3 separate regions of the Homo sapiens genome follow, and all the other regions are linked to region 2. Evidence: chromatin loops called from intact Hi-C (ENCODE). Cell type or tissue: heart left ventricle. All regions are shown on one strand.

What was found. A loop is a pair of places that touch in the nucleus more often than their neighbours do. Peaks named below come from ENCODE experiments on the same cell type or tissue, not always from the same donor. Only the 100,000 strongest peaks of a DNase experiment are listed, where the experiment ranks them.
Region 1: it touches region 2 in a loop (2.9-fold over the local background); 17 of 110 quality-filtered maps call a loop at or near these places.
Region 3: it touches region 2 in a loop (3-fold over the local background); 2 of 110 quality-filtered maps call a loop at or near these places.

What each region holds. Positions count from the first base shown.
Region 1 is chr7:47,084,555-47,092,554 of GRCh38, reverse strand. No RefSeq gene overlaps it. Among named protein-coding and RNA genes, the nearest start is that of SNORD151, 380 kb to the left of the region's middle. In heart left ventricle, CTCF peaks have their summits at 3,342 and 3,551 (motif pointing right); a DNase peak (open chromatin) is centred at 3,604.
Region 2 is chr7:47,249,965-47,257,964 of GRCh38, reverse strand. It overlaps LOC124901628 (a long non-coding RNA gene), which reads left to right and starts at 3,351. Exons shown (of 2, transcript XR_007060318.1): 1 at 3,351-3,574; 2 at 4,186-5,865. RefSeq lists a silencer at 3,290-3,469. In heart left ventricle, a CTCF peak has its summit at 3,361 (motif pointing right); DNase peaks (open chromatin) are centred at 3,444 and 4,232; H3K4me3 peaks cover 1,179 bases; H3K27ac peaks cover 1,046 bases.
Region 3 is chr7:46,610,141-46,618,140 of GRCh38, reverse strand. No RefSeq gene overlaps it. Among named protein-coding and RNA genes, the nearest start is that of IGFBP3, 690 kb to the right of the region's middle. In heart left ventricle, no CTCF peak of the experiment used is centred here; no DNase peak of the experiment used is centred here.

The sequences.
Region 1 (8,000 bases), 170 kb after region 2:
GCATTTGCTAGTTTTTGTATTTTTGATAATGGTCATGCTAACTGGAATGAGATGATACCTCATTGTGGTTTTGATTTGCATTTTTCTAATGATTAGTAATGTTAAGCCTTTTTTCATATATTTCTTGGCCATTTGTATGTCTTCTTTTGATAAATATCTCTTCAAGATCATTTTCCCAGTTTAAAATTAGATTTTTTTTTTTTTTTTTTTTTGCCATTGAGGTGTTTGAGTTCCTTGTATACCTTGGCTATTAATCCTCAGTTGAATAAGTAGTTTGCAAATATTTTCTCCCATTTTGTAGGTTGTATTTTCACTCTGTTGATTATTTCCTTGCTGGACAGAAGCTTTTTAGTTTGAAATAAACTCATCTGTTTATTTTTGTTTTTGTTGCTTGTGCTTTTGAGGTCTTATTCGTATAATTTCCTAGACCAATGTCCTGAAGTATTTTCCTATGTTTTCTTCTAGTAGGTTTATTGTTTCAGGTCTTGCATTTATGTCTTCCATTTTTAGCTGATTTTTGTATATGGAGAGAGGTGGGGGTCTAATGTCATTCTGCATATGAATATCCAGTTTTCCCAGCACAAACTCATTCATAGAGCTCATGAGCCATGTAGGACATTCATCAGTGTGCTCTTGACTGAGTGCAGACGTTCAGGGGGTCAACCAAATGGATTGTTTAGAAACAGGTGGCTCATGGTGAACCTGCTGTGATGCTGTGTTCACTCCTCAGTTGCCTCTCAGAGAAGTGGGTGCATCAGGAGCTCTGGCTAACTCCCCCAAACCCAACAATGCAGAATGTAGGAGGTGACTGGGGCCCAGTGACATTCTAGGTGCCATCTTGAGAAGATCAGAGCTGCAGCCCCTAATTGCAGCTCTAAGATCAAAATGGGAGTGAGGAGCTTTTGGAGTTTTTATAAACCTCTGTTTACCTATACACATTAGTTGCAAACCTTGGAAGTGAAGAAGGACTGGTGTCTCCTCCTGGGGATATTGAGGGAGAGATCAGGGCTGAGGCTACCTTTCAGCCAAGCCTGGAAGGAGAAGACCCCACTGAAGGATTAGTGATGCTGTGCTTGATGCCCAGACCCCTCCTATCACAGGCCCAGTGCAGAAGTCACTACCCACAGCGTTCCGTGCCACAGAGCACCAAGTCATGCAGGCAGAGGAGAGGCAAAGTGTGAATATTTGTCAAATGATTGCATGGGTGTTGAAATGCTTGCTGTGTTGAGAGACAGGGCCAGGGAAGAAAGAATTTAAAGTATGGTAGACGTTTGATGCTGGGGTGAGGAGTTCAGATGAAGAAGAATTGGAAATAATAATAACATACATGGTCTGGGGAGTTTATCCCAGAGACCTTTATGTGTAGAATTAGGTTTAATCCTCACCACCCTTGAGTGAGGCAGGTGCTGAGGTGATCACTTCACAGATGGGAAAACTGAGGCCTGAAGGTTTAAACCCTTGTTCTGGTTACAAAGAGAATAAGTAGAGGTGAGCTGATGCCTAGACCTCTTTTCTAGGGAAGTCTCCCATTCATTCCACATTGGGGGTTTGCTCTCCCACAGTATCTTTCATTGGAACCACAGCTCTGGGAGATTGTCTCCACTTTGTAGATGAGAAACAGGTTAGAGAAGTGTCATGTCAGAGCTGGGATTTCAGCTCCGGCTCCTGTGACCTTCCTGGCATGATTGTTCTCCAAGGAAGATGAAGGTGGCAGTGGGTGTTAACTCCAGGAGAATTCAGAGCAAGTGTGGGCAGCTGGGGGGATCTGGAGGAAGTGGGGATCCAGGGCCCATTTCTCAGGAGAGAAACTCCTGGGTTTGGGACTTATTGATGAAAGACAACAATGGGGTAGCCTGAGCTGAGGGTGCCACTGCCATGGAGAAGTCAGGAACAGTGTTTACTGCAAATGTGAGGTGTCATGCCTGGCCACCAAGGAGGGCCAGCGATGGGTGGCTACAGTTCAAAATATAGGTTTGGTGAGTGGGCCATGGAGAAGAGAAGGGAAGGAGAGGAAAGATTATACAGCCCTGGGAAACTGTCATGGTTTGGGAGAGGAGGAGGAAAAACAACAATAAAGGGCAGTGAGCAGTTTGTGGCCAGAGGTTCAGGGACATCCAGAACCATTGCATGTCTGGGGAACCAAGAGAGGGCCATTATATGAAAGGAACAGGTGTGGGAGCCCCAGCCAGGGGATGGGCAAGAAGGGGCTGGGAGAAGATGTGGGGCTGGGGTAAGCCTGCTGAAGGCATTTCCACTCTGCCTTTTTCTGGGGCCCTGAGGGGACTCGCTCTTGGCCTGCGGCTATACTGTGGGATGTCTCTGTCCCACCACAGTGTGTGCCTGTGAGTGAGGCTCAGCCTTACTCTTCTCAGTCTCCTGCACCTGACTTACACCTCCTTTCAGGAAATGACAATGAGGACATAGAGGTGTTTGTTACGGATCAATTTCAAGTAGAACCATAACCCAAAGGGGCAGCACTCTCACAGAATGATCGACTTCAGCCAAGGGACAAAAGGGTGTTTGCTCATAGTGGAAAAGGAGAGAGAGAAACTAAAAATTAGGAGCGGGAAGTAAGACTAAGTGCAAAATCCCTGAGAGATTCTAGGTGAGCTGGCCATCCATTTAGGAAGAGATGGGCTGTAGGAGTAAAGTCTCATCACTGAGGAAGGTGCCTGGGTAGGTAGTGCAGGAGGAACGTAACCTGTATCTTAACCAATCAGCACTTTGAAATCACAAAATTCAGAACTCCCTGAATTCTGGATCCAGCCAGGACTGGATCCTTTCATGGGTTGAAAGGCTCATTCTAGTCACTGGAGCTTATGGAAAACTAAAGAGTATTTTTATCATGAATATTCCATTTTTGACATCTGTTAAGTATTAGGAATATCTTAGACACTGCGCAGAACACGAACTGAACACTCTTGGCAGGGGCTGCTGGTGAGTGTGCTCTTAGGTAAAGTAAGCGGACACAGACCCCCTGTTCAAGAGAGGAAACCATGGCTGTGTCATCAAATGGGCCGCCCTGGGAGACACCTGAGCAGTCAGGACACACCCAGAGTTGTGCCTTCAGGGTTTTATCGTCTTTTCACATCACTTTTTCCTATTATCGTGTCATGCGTTCCCATTTTGCCAGTGAAGAGTATGAGCCTCAGAGAATTTATGTGCCATTTACCTGGTAAGTAACCAAGTTGGAATCAGAATGAGGAAATGCAGGGAAAATTTAAATTTCATTCCTTCATATCACAAATATCTCTTGACATGTGTTTAATTAAAGTAACGAACTGAGATTTACTCCATGGGGAAACTGTAGTCTCAATAAAGGCACTTGGGCAACTCCAACTCCTTGACTTCTGGTAGTTTACATTCTTGATGTGATTTTTGTATATATTTAGGAGGCTAAAGAGGCCAAAACCAAAAATGCAATCTTTTCTATGTATTGTTTAAAAGTGAATAAAAAGTATTCCTTAATTTGCTTTATTAGAAAAGTATTTCTTTTAAAATTCCTGATCCTTTATGCATTAGGGCGAAGGGTGAGATTTGCACCTTGTCACCACTAGATGGCAACATCTGAGCGTAGAGTTCAGGCTCAGCGCGGTGGGCACCAACATTCCACAGGGCGCCTGACATGCGGCCTGGGATGGCGCCTCAGAAGGTTGGGCCAGCCAGCCAGCAAGCACCTGTTCCCTGATCCTAAAATAAACCATGGCGGGTCAAAACTCCTAATTGGTTCTATACACCTCTGAAGCCCAGCTCTCCTCGCATTCCACCCTGCTTGAAAAACTAGCAATGGCTCCCTCCAAAGACTAATGTCACCTATCGTCCCCAGATAGAGATTTGATCAATCCTTATTTCTTGACTTTTTCTGTGCCCTGTGTTGGGGAGTGTGGTGTGTCCAGGCCCATCAGAGCTGGCCAGCCAGCCTGGTAGAGGGGTATTGCTCATGGCCATAGAGCCACTGAGCAGGACAGCTGGCCAGCACCCTGGACGACTGAGGATTCTGTCCACAGACACAGACTCATCCACAGAGCTTGTGAGCCATGTAGGACATTTATCCGTGTGCTTTTGGCTGAGTGCAGACATCCAGAGGGTCAACCAAATGGATTGCTTCAAGCAGGTGGCAGCGTGCCTTCCCCGGCATGCTGAGCTGCTGGCCTTCTCCCCACCTCAATTCATTCCTTGCCTGCCCACTACCAGACACATTTAACCTATACCTCTTTGCCACTGTTTCCTCACAGTTGGGCACAGCATTTGGCACAGCTGCTGGAGGAGTCTCCCTGGCCTTTCTGCCCTGAAGAAATCACTCCTGAGCTGTGTGGCTGGGCTCAGGGCCTTGGACTCTGCAGCTGGGATCTCTGGGTGGGATTCAGGCACATGCCTTGAAGCACCCAAGTTAGCAGCAGTCGTTGAGGTGTTTGTTAGTCTATGAACCTTTCCAGTACCCACTCCCTCAGTGGCTCACTGTTCCAGAGACTGCACCACATCCTGGCTATGTGATGTGAATGTCTGATTCATGCCTTCCAGGGCAAACAATCAAGTCAGAGGAAGAGGCAGAGAGATTCTAACATGAATATAAGGGTTGAAGTCCACGGGAGGTGGGGAGGCAGAGGGAGGATGATTGCTCCATCTGGGACTTGGGGAAAGGTGCAATTTGGTAGATAGAAGGACCTACAGGCATCCACCAGGCTTGAGAGAAGGTCCACGCACCCCCTCTTTCTCCTTCTTCAGAATTTCTTCTGGCTTGTGGGGCCTACCTCCTTCTACAGAAGTTGGATTGAGAAGGGTGGGGCTGTGCTCCTCCTGAGTGTGAGGAGATCCAGAAACCTGGTCCTTAGGCAAATGTCTAGGTCTTTCTTCACTTACATGAGGCCTGAGCTACTTCCCCTTGGGAGGAGGTGTGGCATTGCTCCCTCTCTTTGGCCTGGAGCAGGTAGCCTCATCTGGCTGTTCCCTGGGAACCTGGTACGTTCGCTTTCCACAGTGCCCTTCCCACACTGGCCTTGGTTCACATATGGGTAATCCAGGATCTAGCTATGGGTTGGGAAGGAGTCGGGCTGTGTAGTCATTGGCTGCTTTGGTTCTAAGTTTCAGGTCTTTCAGCTAGATGGAGTTCTCTCCAATGGCTCCAGCGAGGGCTGGGAAGACAAAATCTAATAAAATAAAGCCTGTCTCTTTGCTCCGCCTTCTCTCTATGAATGTCAGCATGTTATGAGTCTAATAGTCTACTTGGCAAATCATTCTTTCTTCTTTTATATAGTATGCAATTTCAAAGAAAATTTGTATTTGTTTGTAGTCTTGAGTTCAAACCTTTTAAATTTTTAGATGGCCAGAAAATTAATTAGATAGGCATGAACTTCAGTGTTTTGTTGGATGGCTGACGGTTACGAAGCTGTTAAAGGATCTTCACATGCTTTTGTTTTCTGTTCTGACTCTGTATCAATTCTTTTGAACAGCAATTAGATGACAATTAAAGAATCCTAATGGGAAGAGATCTCTCAAATGTCTGGTTCTGTTTTGCTTTGTTTTGTTTTCCCTGCACTCTATCTCTAGTGTCTCAGTTTGTTTAGGCTGCTATAAAATACCATAGACTGAGTGGCTTCTAAACAATAGAAAATATATTTTTTACAGATCAGGAGGCTGCAAAATCCAAGATCAAAGCCCTGGCAGATTTGGTGTCTGGTGGGAGCTCACTTCCTGGTTCACAGAGGGTGCCTTACCTTGGTGTCTTCACATGGTGGAAGAGATGAGGGAGCTCCCTGGGGCTCCTTGATAAGGGCGCTGATCCCATCATGAGGCCTCTCCTGTCCCCTACCCCGATCTGATCACCTCCCAAAGGCCCCACCTCTAATACTGTCACTTTGGGGGTTATTTCAATGTATGAATTTTGGGGATATGAACATTCAGACCACAGCACCTACCAAATGTAATGTGAGGCAGCATCAAAGTGCTCATGATTGCAAGTTTTCTGCTCAAAAGTGGGACATTCCTAATTGCCAGAAGAGCTTGGACCATCCCCAGAATAGGCATCACTCCCTGGGTAGGTGGAAAAACACAGAGGGTCTTGCCCACAGCTAACGGATGAGTTCTCTGAGGGATTCCGGTGGACTGTTTCAAGGCAGCGTTTTAAATCCTTTCTCAAGAAAGGAAATTGTGGGACCCTGGGGAAATCTCGTTACACATTTCTTTTGCCCTATTTGAAATATGAAGTGATGAGTTTTTCTGTAATCTTTCTATGGAGGCACCTATATCCAAAAGGACAAACAAGCAAGACTTGTAAATAAAGAAAGTTCAAGCAGCAGGTTTCCACTGTTACTCCTTTTTGTTCAATGAAAATATGCAGCCAGTCTTGCAGGAGTAGGTGCTAGAACCTCTACAGGCCTTGTTAATATCTAATCCCTTCATTCTACCTTCTCCCCTGAGATGGAAAAATCCCTATGTTGGTCATGTTCAGGATTTCAGGTTCTACTTTACATAGTTTTAATTTTAATAGACTTAGTAAAAATAACTGCAAGCTTGTGCTATGTACAAACACAATTTGTATGAATGAGTCAAGGAATCATTGCACATAACCCAAGAGGAGTTTCTGCAGGCAAGCAGAATTCACAGGGCTCGTGGCAATCAGGAAGGACTGAGGAGGCTCTCATGGAGTGGAGGGATTTGGGATTAAGGCTGTGAAGTCCAGTTTCACTCTACCTTTACTATGTAAGTACTCTTGGAAAATGTACCAAGCATCAGTTTGTTATCTGCACAGAGAAGGTAATTCTAACAAAAATATCAATTTAAACAACCACAGCTTTTGTGCACTGACTACTTCTCAAGGACTCACTAACTTATTTATTGTAACACAAGAAGTAGATGAGTCAGTGGGGAGGAAATGGGGCTTGAACTCAAAGTGCCTCTATCTCAAAGAGTAATTTGAATATTTTCCATGTTCATGGAAGCAGCTATAGGGAGGTGTGAAAATCTATCTGTGAAGAGCAAGCACTTCTTGAGAAGAATGGGATCCACATGAAAAAACAGACTCTCATGGTGTTCATGAAATTGAACAAAGACCATGCTATACACAGCAGGACTAGATTGTAAATCAAACAACCAGAGAGTCTCTTGTAAAGAAACATACTGAAAAGTGAAATCATGTTGCATGATGAACAACAAACCATCACTTGTACTAAATGCCAGTATTCAGGATATGGGGAAACTTCAGGACATGGGAAAAATAAAATCCTTTTAGCCAAAAGGGCAGTATAGGCCAAAGGAAAAAGGAAGACCATATAAAAATGAGTTCAGAAAACTAACTTTGAATAAGGGCCCAGAAGAAACTGGAATTCCACTGTAGGTGTGCCAAAGGGAGGGATTGACATTTACAGTCTAAGATATATGAAAATGTTTAATCTTTCATGAATCTTGTAATTTTGTCGAGCTCCACACTCTTCCCACAAGGTTCCAACATAGAAGATGGCAGTTGGTTATGTTTTTTAACTTCTGAATTTTACCTGTAAAATATATTCTAACTTGGGAGTCTTTGTCTTAGTAGGCCATGTAAATCTTTTCATTCTTTTTAGAGACAGTATGTGTGGACATACCTACACTACTGATGGACACTGAGGTTTCTTATAGTTTGACTTCCATAATATAACCTCCTTGTGCATATCTCTAACAGGGAATGCGTGTTTGTGTTGGACCTAATGCCTAGAAGCTCAATTATTGAGTTAATGATAATGTGTATTTTGATAGGTCTTGCCAATTTGCTGTTCTAGTAATTTTTGATAATTTCTACTTTAATTAAAATATATAAGTATACATTCCCACCATGGATTAATATTATCAATCACTTAAATTTTTGTGGCCAGGTGCGGTGGCTCATGCCTGTAATCCCAGCACTTTGGGAGGCTGAGGCGGGTGGATCACGAGGTCAAGAGATTGAGATCATTCTGGCCAACATGGTGAAACCCTATCTCTACCAAAAATACAAAAATTAGCTGGGTGTGGTGGGGTGCGCCTGT
Region 2 (8,000 bases):
TCAAAAGACTACAAACTATACAATTCCATTTATATGACCTTCTGGAAAAGGGAAAGCCTTAGGGATGGAGATGTCCTGGGTTAGAGATGGGAGAGAGCTGGATTTCAAAGGATGGTGAGAAAGACTTTTGAGGTGGGTGGAACTTTTCTGTCTTGATTGTGGTGCTGGTTCCATGATCCTGTGCATTTGTCAAAACTCATAGAACTGTAGACGAGAGAGAGAGACAGAGAAAGGAATTGCATTGTACGTAAATTTTAAAAATAACTATAAAATGTGAGGGTTGGTTTCTGAACAGAGACCTAATAAGTTATCTGAGTAATATTAGTATTAACCTTTATTGAGCATTTACTTTGTGCCAGGTGTTATCTTGTGAAGTCCTCAAAACTAGCCACTGGGGTAGATATTATGAGGTAGAGCTCCAGAGAGAACTGGAGGCTCAGAGAGGCTACAGTCAGCAGAGTCCAACTCAACCCCAGGTGGGTGAGGCTGCGAGGCCTGTGCAAGGTTCCCCGGGGCTGCAGCCTGCCCTCCCCTCCCCTTTTCTTTCCCTCCTGAATCCTCCCCTTCCTGCCAGCACCTCCCTATCCCGGCCCCTCCCATCCTTCCCAGAAAAGCCTTCTCCACTCATGTCACTTCTTTGATGTAAATTCCAGTGAGTAAGGAGGACGATTTGGTCAAAGGTATGAAAATATTTCTGACTTTTGATCAAATTTCTGTTCCTATCCTTAAATCAATTTACAACCAGATGGTGTCATACCAAAGCACCTTGGGTACTTGGAGGAAAATGTTCCTTTGTCCAGAGTCTCCTGCAGTGATGTGGCTGCCCCTTCTTCCTCCACACCCTGTACTCTTTCCCATTTCCAGTCCCTCTGCTGCCCTCATACCTGGAGGCCACTCTTCTTTCCCATTTCCAGCCCCTCTGCTGCCCTCATACCTGGAGGCCATTCCTCTCTGTGTCTGGAGGCTGTTCTGACCTAAGCTCCTTTATCAGCAAAGTGGGTCCACTGTTCCTTTCCCTCCTCCCTCACCGTCTCCATCTCAATTCTTAGCCTTTTCCAATTTTTCCAATTCTTAGCCAATTCTAGCCATCTCCTGGCTGCCCAATTCTTAGCCTTTCCTTCACCCTCACCCTTCTTGTCAGGCCACTGTTTCCCAAGGATATTTCTTGCATGAGGCTGATGCTGAGTCCTTTGAGAGGAAGAGACCTACAGCTGGGAGAGGGGGCTCCTACAAGGAGGAGGCAGCAGGTTGCATAGCCCAGGCTCAGGTGCCCGCTGGGGATGACCCAGGAAAACACCCACCAAGCCAGCATGTTAGGGGGCACCCTCACCTAGGAAAGTGAGGTACAAGACAGGGAGTGTGTACTCTGCATAAATAAAAATGCCCTAGGATGAGGATGTGGAAGGAGAACTAGAGGATTATTCCTGTTTTGTTCTCTGTACTTGGAGAAACCCTCTGTGCTTCTCATATCACGGGGCCTGTGGGGCTGAAAACAGGGTGGCTTGAAGACATCCTCTCCTACTCTCCCCTCCCCTTTCTTCAGCTCCCCTCCCCTCTCCTCGGTGCTGTGGGTGCCTCTGCTCATGGAGGGAACCATGTGGCTGAGGCTGTTGTGATTCTTTCTGATTTGGTCTTGTGGTCTCTTTCTGCAGAGTTCCTATAAACTGTGCCCCACCTAATGGGCCTCGGGGATTTGGTGGTGGATGTGTACAGCACGCCTTTCACAAGATTCTTCTTTATCCTGGCAGGTGGCCTCATGCCTGAGGGTGAGACCCATGGTCTGGTGTTGCTCTCACAGGAATCTTGTTCATACTGGCAGACTCCTTGTGGCTCCCATCTGACCTGTTTCCAGCTATTCCCAATAAGATAGCCACTCTTTAGGCCAGCCCTGACTAGGAGAGGAGCTAGGTTCTGGTGCATCTGTCCGGGGAGACAGAGGAGGCAACTGGACAAAGCACATAGAGTCACAGAAGCAGCATATTCCTCACAGATCCCAGAGAGAAGAAGGCAGAATACCTCACATGGCTAGCGGAATGGAGGGAGCTGCCTGGGGCACACACACACACAACCACTGGGTGGGGATCGAGAGAGAGGAGGACCTGTAAGCTGAGGCCTTAAGTGGGGTCCAGGGGTCTACCCCAGGCAGGTTTCCCATAGGGAGTTCTAATTGATGGGTTTAGAGCAAGCAGGCACCGGTTCCATGTAATCACGCCATGACTGAGAGGTGGTCATTGCAGCATATCTGTGAGGTCCATGTGGGGTCAGTGGGGTGAGTCAAGTAGGTTGTATCCAGCTGTCTCGTAGGGCAGTGGTCACCAGGAGGTGTTTGTATAAGGCAGATGTCTGGATTGATCACATTGAGGAACTGGAAGGAGGTGGAGAGCTGGAAACTGTGTTAAGGGTGAGTAAGCCCTGCCTCTGGTAGGAAAAAGTTAAACCTCTGTTGGGAATGGTAACATGGAATTATAAGAGTTCACTACAAGCTGCATCCTAGGCCTTTCTCCTACTCTCACTGCCACAGAAACCCAGTGGTTCCGGGTTAGTGGGTCCGCATGTTGGTGCATGTTCGTGTGTGTGCGTGCATGCGTGTGTTTGTGCATGCATGTGCACATATGTGTGTCTGAGGTCTTTCTTTTCACCCTTAAACCCCAACAGGCTAGTGACAGGTTGTGGGCCCAGGGCAGCAGGGGCCACTGATCTTCAGGGGCCTCATGGCTCAAATGACATAGCAGGGCCCAGGCAGGGTTATGGTTGGAGAGACACCTGGGGACCCAGGGACGGCCCTGTGGCCCAGGCAGGGATGTGGCAGGAACCTCTAACAGAGCCTGCACCTGACAAGGACCAGAGAGTGGTAGCCTTGAAGTCACACCTGCCTCGATTTAATGAACAAGTGGGCAGTTTGCACAACTGGCCTGGCTGTTTCCAGTTAGCGTCGGCTCCCAGGGACTGGCACAGGCTCAGTCGGCTCAGCATATTGTCTATGGGCGATTTTCCATCTTGCTCACAAAACCAGGAACATTTACTATCTGGCCTTTTCCAGAAAAAAGTTTGCGGGTTCCCGGGCCATGCTCTCATTATTGTTGGCGTTATGAGGAAATGCAGATACAGCAGCAGAAGGAAGATCTGAGAGAAGAAGACAACAGGGTCACTGAAGTTGTGTTAAAGTGGTGCAGCACATTTGCCCTCTTTTTTTTTTGTACTTTCAAGACTGGCCACAATGCTGAATTTCAACGAAAGCACCCATAAGGAAGCCTGCCTTTTGATGTGCTCAGCCTGCGAGGGTCGGGAGGAAGAGAGGGGCCTGCCGCCTCGCGCCCTGCCCGCGCGCCCTCTGTGGGTGCCGCTGGTCCCGGTGTGGCCGGCAGGGGGCGCGCGCGCCATTCCCGGGCTCGCCGGGCGGGGCGGGGGCGCTTCCGAAGCTGAGCCGAGGACGCCGTGTTCCGCCGGTCCGGAGCGCCGCTACTCCGCGACCTGAGCCTGGCTCAGCAGCTCTGCCAGGCGTGCTTCCGCGCAGGGTGGCCGGACGTTCTGGGGAAGTTGCCCCGGGCCCAGCACAACGCCTGCGGGGGAGGGGGTGAGCGGCTCCAGCAAGGGACCCAGGGGCGGGGCTCAGGGAGACGGGGAGGGAGAATGGAATAGATAGGAACCGTCGAGATCTCGCAGGGGGGCCCACAGGCCACCCCCAGGGTCGCCTCCGCCCCCGCTGCCCTGCGGGCTACCGGCTCCAGTGGCGGGCCAGGACAGGGCAGCGCGAAGAGGAAACGCGCCCCGGCGCTAGGCCCCCCTCCCAAGGAAGGGGTCAAGCGGGCTCTGCCCTGCCCTACTAGTGTGACTGCTGGCTTCTGGGGGCTCAGCTCCCCGACTGTAGAGGAAGAGCTAGAAAAGCGATTCCCGAGAAGGGGAATCATTGTAAGCAGTTACTGCACTGTAAAGTGGCAGAGGGCTTGCTTGGTAGCGGAGAATCAATCGGGTTACTCTTCCTTCCTCACGGGAAGGGCATTTGTAAATTCCGCGTTGCAGAGACAGCCGGTGCTGGCCAGTTGCCTGGCAAGCGTGTGCTCACGCACACATCAGCTGCATCCATGAGGGAGATGATCCTATCTTAGCGTGGCAGGGCCAGAAAGGGGCTGAGAGTCTGGGCCCAGTACTGCTGGACTGTGCAGCCTTCGCTCTGTTCTCCTTCAGTGATGACTCACTCTCTCCTGAAAGAAGACCACACTGCCCCGGAGACACAGGAGGCCTTCTGACCTGGCCCGGTTGCCCTTCCTGGAGATGCCCCTCCTTCCCCAGAAGGCAGGCTCAGCTCATGGATGGTGCAGTCAGTAAGGGGAACTCAGTGCTGCCCAGGTCCCAGTCCACTGTGGACACCTGCATGATCTGACACTTCCCCATGAGGACTTTTGAGAAGCCAGATGACTTGTTTGAATTATCCAGTTCAGCTCCTGAGCCTCCTCTGCAAGATCCTACCAAGCAAACTTGGGGTGTTTCCCCTGCTCCCCTATTTCTGGTATTAACACCTTCCCCAGAACACCAGACTATTCCTGTTATGACGAGTAAAGACCTCTTAGTATTGTAACTTAAGGGGGTCACACCATGGCAACATTCTATTTTTTTCCTTTTTGTGTACTAGCTAGAATTACTCTATTTATTTACTTCAGGCATTTACTTGTTGTAATTATCTGATTTTGTGTCCCTGAAATAGTTTTTGCAGAAAAATCAGGATAAATTATTGATTCTGCCCCTTTTATTTTTTATAGTTTTTAGAAGGGGTTTATTTTTTATAATCCAAATGTGCCCAAGTAAGGTTTGTTTGTTGAGAAGTGCCTTTCCAAACCCCTCAATTTTTATTTTATTTATATTTATTTATTTATTTATTTATTCATTTTGAGACAGAGTCTTGCTCTGTCTCCCAGGTTGGAGTGCAGTGGCACCTTGTATTAGTCCGTTTTCATGCTGCTGATAAAGACATACCCCAGAATGGGAAGAAGAAGAGGTTTAGTGGACTTGCAGTTCCACATGACTGGGGAGGCCTTACAATCGTGGTGGAGGGCAAGGAAGAGCAAGTCAGGTCTTACACGGATGGCGGCAGGAAAAGAGAGAGAACTTGTGTAGGGGAACTCCTCTTTATAAAACCATCAGATCTCATGTGAGACTTATTCACTATCATGAGACCAGCACGAGAAAGACCTGCCCCTGTGATTCACAGGGACCCACTGGGTCCCTCCCATGACACATGGAATTGTGGGAGTTACAATTCAAGATGAGATTTGGGGGGAAACACAGCCAAACCCTATCAAGCCATCTCGGCTCTCTGCAACCTCCACTTCCCAGGCTCAAGTGATTCTCCTGCCTCAGCCTCCTGAGTAGCTGGGATTACAGGCATGCGCCACCACACCTGGATAATTTTTGTATTTTTTATAGACATGGGGTTTCATCATGTCGGCCAGACTGGTCTTGAACTCCTGACCTCGTGCAATCCACCTGCCTCAGCCTCCCGAAGTGTTGGGATTGCAGGAGTGAGCCACTGTGCCTGGCCCTCAATTTTTAACATGTATGTTTCCATTCATTGCTGAGCTGTTTAACCTTATATAATGTTAAAGAAAACAGATGGCAGCTAGGTAACAAGAGCCCTGTCAATGGGCATCCCCTTCTCCTATGTTCCGTTTCTGGGAATCAACTTAAAGAGACCATTAAAAACCAGATTTGCACAAAATCAAACAAACATATTGGTTGAAGCATTTAAAAGAATGAAAGTTTGGAAATAATCTCATTATTCAATAGTTATTCAGTAGTTGCTTAATAAAATGTGGCATATCCATTTGATGGAATATTATATAGCAATTAAAATGATATTTCTTAAAACTATGTATGTCTTCAAGCATCTTTATTGAGGTATACATACCATAAAATTCATCCAATTTGAAATGTACATTCAGTGACTTTTAGTAAACCATCACAATTCAGTTTTAGAACATTATCACCACCCCCAAAATTTCCTCCTACCCATTTGCAATCAATCCCAGCTACCATTTTTGACTCCAGGCAACTACTGACCTGCTTTCTATCTCTATAGACAGAAATTCCTAGAAATTTCATATAAGTAGAATCATACTATATGTGGTCTTTTGTGTCCGGCTTCTTTCACTTCGTATAATGTTTTTGAAGTTCATCCGTGTGGTTTCCTGTATCAGCATTGCCTTCATTCTTATTTCTAAGTGCGTTCCATTGGATGAATATACCATATATTGTTTATGCATTCATAAGTTGGTGAACATTTAGATTGTTTTCACTTTTTGGATATTATGAATAATGCTTTTGTGAAACATTCACATATAGGTCTTTGTGTGGATATGTGTTTTCATTTTTCTGGGATATATACCTAGAAGTGAAATTGTTCAGGATATGCTGAGTGGATATTTTTAAGAAGCTGCCCAACTTTTTGCCAAAGTGGCTGTGGCATTTTTTTTTCCTACAAGTGATGTATATGGGTTCCGGTTTCTCCACATCCTTGACAGTGGGTGTTGGTGTTTGAATGTTGGCTATTCCAATAGGTTTCTGGTAATATCTTGTTATGTTTTTAATTTGCATTTCCTTAACGGCTAATGGCATCTTTTATCTCATTATTTATTATAGCATGTTTGTCATTATTTATTTATATATCTTTGGTGTCTATTTAAAGCTTTTGCCAGTTTTTCCTTTTTTTTAAAAACTTTTATGCCAATTTTTCAGTGGGTTGCTTATCTTATTATTATTAAACTGTAAGAGTTCTTCATATATTCTGGACACAAGTGCTTTATCAGACCTAAGATTTGCAAATATTTTCTTCAATTCTGCAGCTTGTCCTTTCATCCAATAAGAAATAATGATATATTTTGCAGAACAAATTTTTGTTAACTTTGATAAAGTCCAGCTTATTCATTTTTTTCTCTAGGGATTGTGCTTTTGGTGCCATGTCTATGAAATCTTTGCCAAACCCAAGATCACAGACTTTTAAGAAGTGTTTTTTTTTTTTTTTTGAGACAGCGTCTCCCTCTGTTGCCCAGGCTGGAGTGCAGTGGTGCGATCTTGGCTCACTGCAACCTCCACCTCCTGGGTTCAAGCAATTCTCCTGCCTTAGCCTCCTGAGTAGCTGGGATTACACCATGCTCGGCTAATTTTTGTATTTTTTAGTAGAGGTGGGGTTTCACCATGTTGGTCATGCTGGTTTTGAACTCCTGACCTCATGATCCACCTGCCTCGGCCTCCCAAAGTGCTGGGATTACAGGCGTGAGCCACCATGCCTGGCCCAAGAAATTTTATAGTTCATTTTACATTTGGGTCTATGACCCATTTTTAGTTAATTTTTGTGTATGATAAGAAAAAAGGGTTAAATTATTTTTTAAATGTGGAAATTCAATATTTGTTGAAAATACTATTATTTCCCTATTGGATTGTCTTGGCATTTTTGTCAAAAATCAATTGACAAATATATGCTTAGAAATGACATGAAAGCACAAGCAACAAAATAAAAAACAGACAAGTTGGAATTCATTTAAATTAAAAGCTCTTGTGCATCAAGAGACATTATTAAGAAAGAAGGCAACCACAAAATGGAAGACAATATTTGCACATCATGTATCCAATAAGGGACTAGTATCCAAAATATATAAAGAATTACTACAGCTCAGCAACAAAATAGGCAATGAACTTGAACAGACTTTTCTCCAAAGAATGTATACAAATGGACAATAACCACATGAAAAGTGGTTCAGTGCCATTTAGTCATTAGAGAAATGTAAATCAAAATCACAATTAGAACTGCTTCAAACCCATTAGGATAGCTATTACTAAAAAAAAAAAAAAAATTAGAGAATAACAAGTGTTGGCAAGGATGTGAAGAAATTAGAACTCTTGTACACCACTGGTGGGAGTGTAAAATGGTACAGCCCCTATGGAAGACATTTTGTTGGCTCCTCAAGAAGTTAAACAGAATGACTAAATGATTCATAAATTTCACTTAT
Region 3 (8,000 bases), 640 kb after region 2:
TCACTTTGATAAATGCCAGCAGGCAAAAGAGAATGCTGCTTAGATTTTTAACACCATATTGCACTGAGAATATCCACAGGCGGGATATATAAAAATACAAATTCAGATTATAGCAAATCCACGTAATGCAGAAGCTATGGTCAAACGGTAAAAGAGAGAAAATTGAATCTTTTATAGGTTGTAGTTTACATTTATACATAGTCCATTCTTTTTTGATTTTTAAAATTTCTTTTTATTATCTTTTTTGTTTGTTCTAACCCACCAGACAAAACATGGATTATTCTAAGCAGTGTTTAATAATGATAAAAATAATAATTAGTGTTTAATCTCATTCTCATTAGTGTTTTCTATTTTATAAAGCATAAATCATCAGTGTCATGCAGGTTGCTGTCCGTTGATCCTTATAGGTGCATGACCAGAGCTCAGTTCATTAGCACCAGCAGAATTTTTGAACTGTCTCTGTAGAACCAAACATGAAAGGTGCATGGAAATGCCACTGTAGGTAGGCTGGAAGGTCTATACAGAGCCATGGGTTGGAAGACATGTGCTAGACTTGAAGGGTTCCAGAACATCTGAGAAATGAAGTATCACAGCCTTGCTTTTTGTTTTGTTCTTAACAGGTGAAAAAGTTGAAGCTTTGTGTTATTAAGAGATTTACTGAAGCCACGTTCCTGACATAGCCCCAATGTACATGCAGCACGGCTCCCTCCAGGGCCTGTTGCGGTCACCCAGCTCTTGCTCCAGCCAAGCCTCAGCCTTCTCTCTGATGGAGATTTGAAGATAATGTGAGTTGCTTATGGTGTTAAGATGAACTATGTAGAAAAAAACTATTGATCTGTATGTCAATAATTAGATGACAAGTTATAGCCTCCCCCAAATGTTACAATGCATGAATTTTTCTCAAAAAGCATTTATACATTTAAAAAAGATGAATGATGTTGGCATTATGGTGATCCTTTCATTTCTGTTGCACTAGAAGTAGTTTGGTTGTTCTTTAGATTGGAGAGGGGAGTAGGGAAATACCTTCCAGATGTCCTTAAAAATAAAGTGAAAAGATCTGTATGCTAGATGGATCTTGGCTGAAGGATCATAGTACAAAAAGTGCCTCAAATATAAATCATCTTGTGATTAGATTTTTAACAAGCCTTCCAGGTAAACCAAATGACAGCACTCAGTGTCTTAGTAAATGGTTTCAAAGGATTAGTTTCCCTAATAGTTTGCTTCCTCTGACCTGGCACAGAGTTCTCTTTGCCCCCTGGAGATGATATACATTTTCCCATGCTCACAGAGAACAGGATGAGTCAACAAACTTTAGCTAGAAACTCAGCCAGCGAGGTTTCTGCCCTCTTGAGTAAGAACTTCACTGGATGCTCACCTGGAACTTCTAATTGAAGCCCTTCTCTGACTCTGAACAATGTCACCAGTGGTCCAAGATTCAGAAAAATTGCCCTATATGTGATGTGTGCAAAAATTAGGCTTGGGAATTGTTCCTAAAATTTACTGTTATCAACACCGGAATTTTTAAAATTTCAAAGATTCTTTCTTTTTTTTTTTTTTGAAGTATGTGCTTATATTGAAAGTGATTACATATAAATATAAATATAAATAATATTAATTTTTGTTTTAAAGAAAATCATCTTTTTCTCATTATCTTAGGACTAGTTAGGTATCCATAATCCCACAACAGCCACAAAGAAAAAACCATCTTCAGAAAAAAAGATATTTACTATTTCAAGTATAACTTTACCCAGACTGTAGCATTGCTTTAAATAAAGTTAACACTTCAAGAGAAAACAACATGTTTTACTAAGGAAATTTACTATAATATATAATTTATTTTCAATTAAGTTTTTACTAAATAAAGCATTAATTGATTTTTTCTATTTTATTAAAGTAAACTTTTAACTTTAAAAAATATTATACCATTATTTTAACATAAAAATATTATTTGCATGTTACTTTGTCACAAGCGTGTATCCATTTATAATTATATATAATGTAATATATTTTTATTTTATTTTAGTTCTTAAATAAAATATTTATATAGTTTCACATTTTCAACTACATATAGGTGTGTGTGTTCAGTTTATGGCTATGTGTGTCATACATTTCTCATTATACTTCTCATTTTATGATGTTGAGAAGTTGAAACCCTGAACACTTGGTGGGAATACAAATTGGTACAGCCATTATGGAAAAAAGTATGGAGGTCCCTAAAGAATGAAAAATAGAGCTACCATATGAGCTGGCAATCATGCTTCTGGGTATACATCCAAGAGAATTGAAATCGGGATTGGGAAGAAATACCTGCACTCCTTTGTCCGCTGCAGCATTAGTCACAATATCCAAGACATAGAAATAAACCAAATGTTCATCGATGGATGAATGCATAAAGAATATGTGGTATATATACATAATGGAATACTATTCAGCCATAAAAAGAAGGAAATCCTATCATTTGTAACAACAGAGATGAATCTGAAGGACATTTTGCTAGTGAAATAGGCCAAACAAAGAAAGACAGACACTACATGAGTCCACTTTTACCAGGAATCTAAAATAGTCAAACTCATAGAAGCAGAAAGTTGAACAGGGGTTGTCAAGGGCTTGGGGGAGTGGGAAATGAAAAGTTGTTGTTCAATAGGTATGAAGTTTCAGTTACACAGATGAATAAGTCCTACAGTTCTGCTGAACAGTATTGTGTCTATAGCTAACAATACTGTATTGTGCACTTATAAATGTGATAAGTGGCTAAGTCTCATGTTAACTGTTCTTACCACAATTTCAAAAAACAAACATTTAAAAATAATAAATAATTTTGCAATAAAAATTATCATAATGTATACCTTCCAGCTTCTGCTGAATTATTTCTCTTGCTAGCTTCCTAGGACATATCTACCATGTGGCATGATTTAAATATTTCAGTGGCTATTGCCCCGTATTTCTATTCTCCAATTCGGAAAGATGAGTCACTTCAAAATGTCCCCAGAAAATTATATGCACTTCTGTTTTCACCTCCTCATCCTCTCTTTCCATGACAAGAAGCTAAAGGCTGAGGCTTTGATGACAGTTGATCCATGGAGTCGTGGTGCGTGAGGGCTGGAGGATGGAGCCCAGAGTGACCAATAGTCAAAAAGGGAGTTCCTCATGGCCCTCAGGAGGCAAGGGGGTTCCCAGAAGACAGCTTCAGAAAGGGAACTCATGTTTTGGGATGTCAGTTTTTTTAGAAAAGTAACTGACAGTGCTTCACTCACACCCATTTCCATAGCTGCTCAATTACCTTGAGCCACATATTTCAATGGAAATGACATGGGGCCCAAGCTGTGTGCACGAGACCTCACATCTCAGCCCTTCCTTGGCCACGTGGCTCTGAGAAAACCACCTGTCCAAGTCTCAGCTCCTCCCTCAACTTGTTCCTGTGCAGATCTGTGATAGTCTGCAGATACACCTAACATGATGCCTAGAGTATGGCAGAGACACCAGAGTGGTCATAGCAATGAAAGGAAACCATGTTCCTAACACTATCCCAAACCATGACCCCAACTCCCAGACCCATATCCCGTGTTCCATAAATAAACCTATTACTTTGCTTTTATAATCTAACCATGCCTTTGGCAACTTTAGTATTCTCCTTTCTCTTAAGGCCCAAGTTTTTCTTAATTCTTGTCTGCAATATATGTTCAATTGGTTTTGCAAGTCCATATGCTTTTCTGAGCTGGTCATCCCTCAAGTGCCCCTGTCAAAGACTCTCAGGTACAATACTCTGAGAAGGAAGCCATTATTCTCAGTCCTGGTTAGGTCGGAGCTCAGAGGGGCCAGCATTCAGTGGATAGAAGTTAGAGTTTAATGGCTGTGGACTCAGGACTTGATCAGAGAAAGGAAAGATGGCCAATGGGGATAGGTGTTGATAGTGGTCAGCAGATTCCATGCACTCAATTGACACAATGGCCCTGTGAGGTGGGGTACTATTTATTGTCCATTTTATAGATGAGGACGTTGAGGTTCAGCAAGTTTATATAGTACTGCAAGTCACATAGTAGACAATTGTGAAGCCATCACAATTGGCCAAGCATTAGTTCCATTTCACTCTATTTCATTTATTCTGGTCTCCAATTCATCAGGCTTCACTGGTTCAGATGAGTACCTACCCACTAATGGCCAGGCATAGCTGCAAACCCATGATCCCACCCCAAATCACCATAATTGTCTCCAGGATGAAAGGTAAGCAGGATCAAGAGGCCCCATTGCCCTTGGCTCAAGGGAGATCTTTAATATGCTGCAGTAACCCTTTTATTGACTACATGGGTTTTGGAGCTGAGACCTCAAATTTATGATATTCTAAATCCCTACCAATCTCTTCCTGCTCTGAAATCTCATGGAATTTGCAGTAGTGAGATAAGGCAGAGTGAATTGTGTCATCATAAATATCTGGGTTTTATTTCCAGCTTTTCTTAGAAATATCTCTATGATATGGGGAAAGTTATTTAATCTGGCTGAACCTCAGGTTCCAGCCTTGCTTCAAAGGGTCGTTATCAAAACAGAACAAGATAACAAACCTGAAATCACCCAGCACTTTCTGCATTGATAGATATGACAATTTCCTGTTCAGAAAAGTACCTATTATATACATAAACACCTCTTTAACAACAGAAAAAAATGAGGTCATTTTCTTTATATATAAATAGCTACCTGATTAACTAACTAGGCTCTGCATGAATGTTTATTGAATTAATAAAACAGGAAAATAAATGCGTAAAACCAAGAGCATGTACTGCATGTAAGCCCCACTTGGCAGATGCCCCAGGACCTTCCGGATCATCTCGTGTTGTACTTAGAGAAATTCCCAATGGAGCTTTATATGGTGCCTTTGAAAAATGTCTCTTCCTTAGAACACATGCAGTGCAATACAACAAACACTTTTTCTCGATGGTAATATTTGGAATTGTTACTTCGAGGATTTGTCTAGGGTCAGTCAGAAGATTTATCCTCCATGGCAGGTTTCTGTGTTCACCAGAAGAAATAAGTCCTGGCCAGAGGAGGCCATTAACCTAAAGGCTTGGAACACAAGGCTTCAGCTAAGCTTCTATTGGAGCTATTGACAAGAGCTTACAAAAACATTGAGTTTGGGGTTTGTTTTCCAGAAATTCCTTCCTGTATCTTATCTGAAGCAAGTATATTATAACAAATAACACTGCAATACATACACATGCAGACATTCACACAATATACACACATGCAGATACACATCACACAGATATACACACGTTCACAGATACAGGCATAGGCGCACACACACACACACAGAACAATTTTTCCAGCAATTGGAGATGATGGATTTTGATAATATTGCATGGTGAAAATAAATCAAAGTAATTTTTTGCCCATATTGGATAATGTCTAACACACAGTGTTTTCTTGACATTTTTGAGAGATTGTTGAGTAAAAGCAGAGGGGCTTATCCTTTTTGACCCCCTCCAAAATGCCACTATCCAACTATTAATTATAGATTTGGGGGGACTGAATTGACCCCTGTTTTAGAACTTGTTAAATTCACTAAAGCATTGCTTAAGCCTACCCTTCTGTTAGCCTAATTTGCCAGCCGAGTAACATTTTAGAATATGAGTGGAAGGTCATATTTTTCCAGAAGGTTTTTCTTAGAACCTTGTTTCAAAGAAAAGCAAAGCTTCCTGGTACACAAGATGAAAGACTTAAAAAAAAACTTGTGACGAAGACTCTTTGGACATTAAATAGCTTATTAAATAGCTCTTTGATGAATTACAGTAAGTGTAAATAAATAAAAAACATATGGATTGGATTTCTTTTGAAACATAAATGGATTTGAATTACAAAAAAAAAACTTGTTTTAAAACAACAAACAAACAAACAAAACTCTAGAAATACAGAATATGCTATCTCTGCTCCGAAAATGTCCCATGTTGATTTTCAACTTACATAAAATCTAATTATGAGGACATAGGAAAAAAGTCAGTGATTCTGGATATTTCTTGGTTATGATTCAAAATAGATGTTTATGAATGTAGATTGCACTAAGAACATTGATATATTTTTAAGATAAATGATTGTTATTCACTGTCTGACTCAAGTATGTTCTCAGGTTGAAAAAAGATACACCATTTTCTTTAGATCATTAAAACCAGATAGATTTTTATCATTTCATGCATAAGAGTTTCATATAGTAGATATACTTCATTTGCACTGATTTTCTAAAAGATTTGTATTAATTTTATTTTTAGATTTTTTAATGTTTTTTTAATGTTTTTGTATTTTCCTACAAAAAAAAAGTATTACCAGTTATTTAGAATCAAGGTATTTTCTGGTAGAATTAAGAAACCTCCAGCAACTCTGTTTCCAAATGAGAAATCTCTGGAGTTTGTGAAAGAAGCAAGAATGCGGCTTATAAATAACCAGGAAATTGGCATGAGGCTCACTTGTCTGGCTTGCAGGAACTTTTCCTAAAGATTAAATTTTGGTTCTATCTAGTTTACATTTCTGTTTTTTTTTTTTCTCATGCGAAGATCTATTTCACATAAAATGCTTGGTATATTTGAAATTAGATAAAGGGGGAAAACCAAAATTTGGGTTTCCCAGAAAATAATAATTATAATCATGAATGGCAATAACACATAATGATCTCTATTACTCACATAGTGCCTACTCTGTGCCAGTCACTGTGCTGATTTCTATATATGCTTTGCCTTACTTAATGTTCACAGAAAACTCATAAAGTAAATAGCATTGTCTTCATTTTGTAGTTGAAGAAGCAGGCTCCTTCAGAGGTCCTGGCAGCCTGAAGAAGCCACCTGCTAAGTTCACTCTGACTTGGGACCATCCCAATATATGGGCAGCTTAGAAAACCCTCATGCCTGGGTGGCCAACCTTCCATTTTTCTTATTTTCCTCAGCATGAATGATCTGGCAGGCATTTTGACTAACACACATGTGCCAGGGATTACAAAATTAAAAGGGAGCCCAGGGAGACAACAGGAGTAGGAGAAGCATTTTCTAATGGCTTCAAGTTCTAAGCATCCAGCAAAGCAGAATCACTAGTTATCATTATGCTTGCCACCTGTGCAATTGACCCACTGGCTGGGATGTGGTCTAAGAGAAGAAACGTGTGCCTTCTGCTGGATCTTTTGGAACTCCTCCAAGATAAAAGGAATTCTGACACCACATTCAGCAGTATCAACTTCAGGGAGGTACTACAGAAACACTCACGGATCTCAAGTGAGTCCTGGTAGGATTCCAGTTAGCTGAGAACATTTGTTCTTGGAAAGAGCTTTATTGAAAGGACATGGATTCCCAAGGGGACTTTTTGGTGACTTCCTAGGAAGTCTCTGAACTTTCAGAAACTTATGTAGGGTGGCCTGGCATGGGTGTGTTAGTTTATCATAGGTCTTCCTCTGGCATCAGCTCACAGCATCAGCGAGAGTGTGACCAAACCTTTCTTGTGCACAATTCATGATTGTACAACTGAAATGCTTCGGAGTTGTTTTGTAAAGGTCATGTACTTATCCCATGAGAAGAAGAAAATAAAATCTTTTTCATTCAAAAGGAAAAGTCATGTTGACAGTGTGAGAATATCAAGCCTCTTCTCAAAGAATGTTTCTATCCCTTGTTGGAAACCTGGAATAATCATCCTCTTATATTTTTATGGCACTTTACGGTTTATAAACTTTTATTTCCATTATCTGATCATATTATCATCTAGGTTGAATTCTCCAGAATGGTTTTGCAACTAACTCCATATTCCTTGATTTGTGAGTCCATGTAGCCCGAAGAGATACATCTGAGTGGCCAAGCCCAAAGACTCAGGATGGTGAAAGATGCCCCGACCACATGGCAAGTTGTTGCATGAATTACTCTTGGAGAGGCACAGGCAATGAAGTTTGTACTTAGTTTTAATATGTACTTACTAATGCTGGGCGCGGTGGCTCACACCTGTACTCCCAGCACTTTGGGAGGCCGAGATGGGTGGATCAC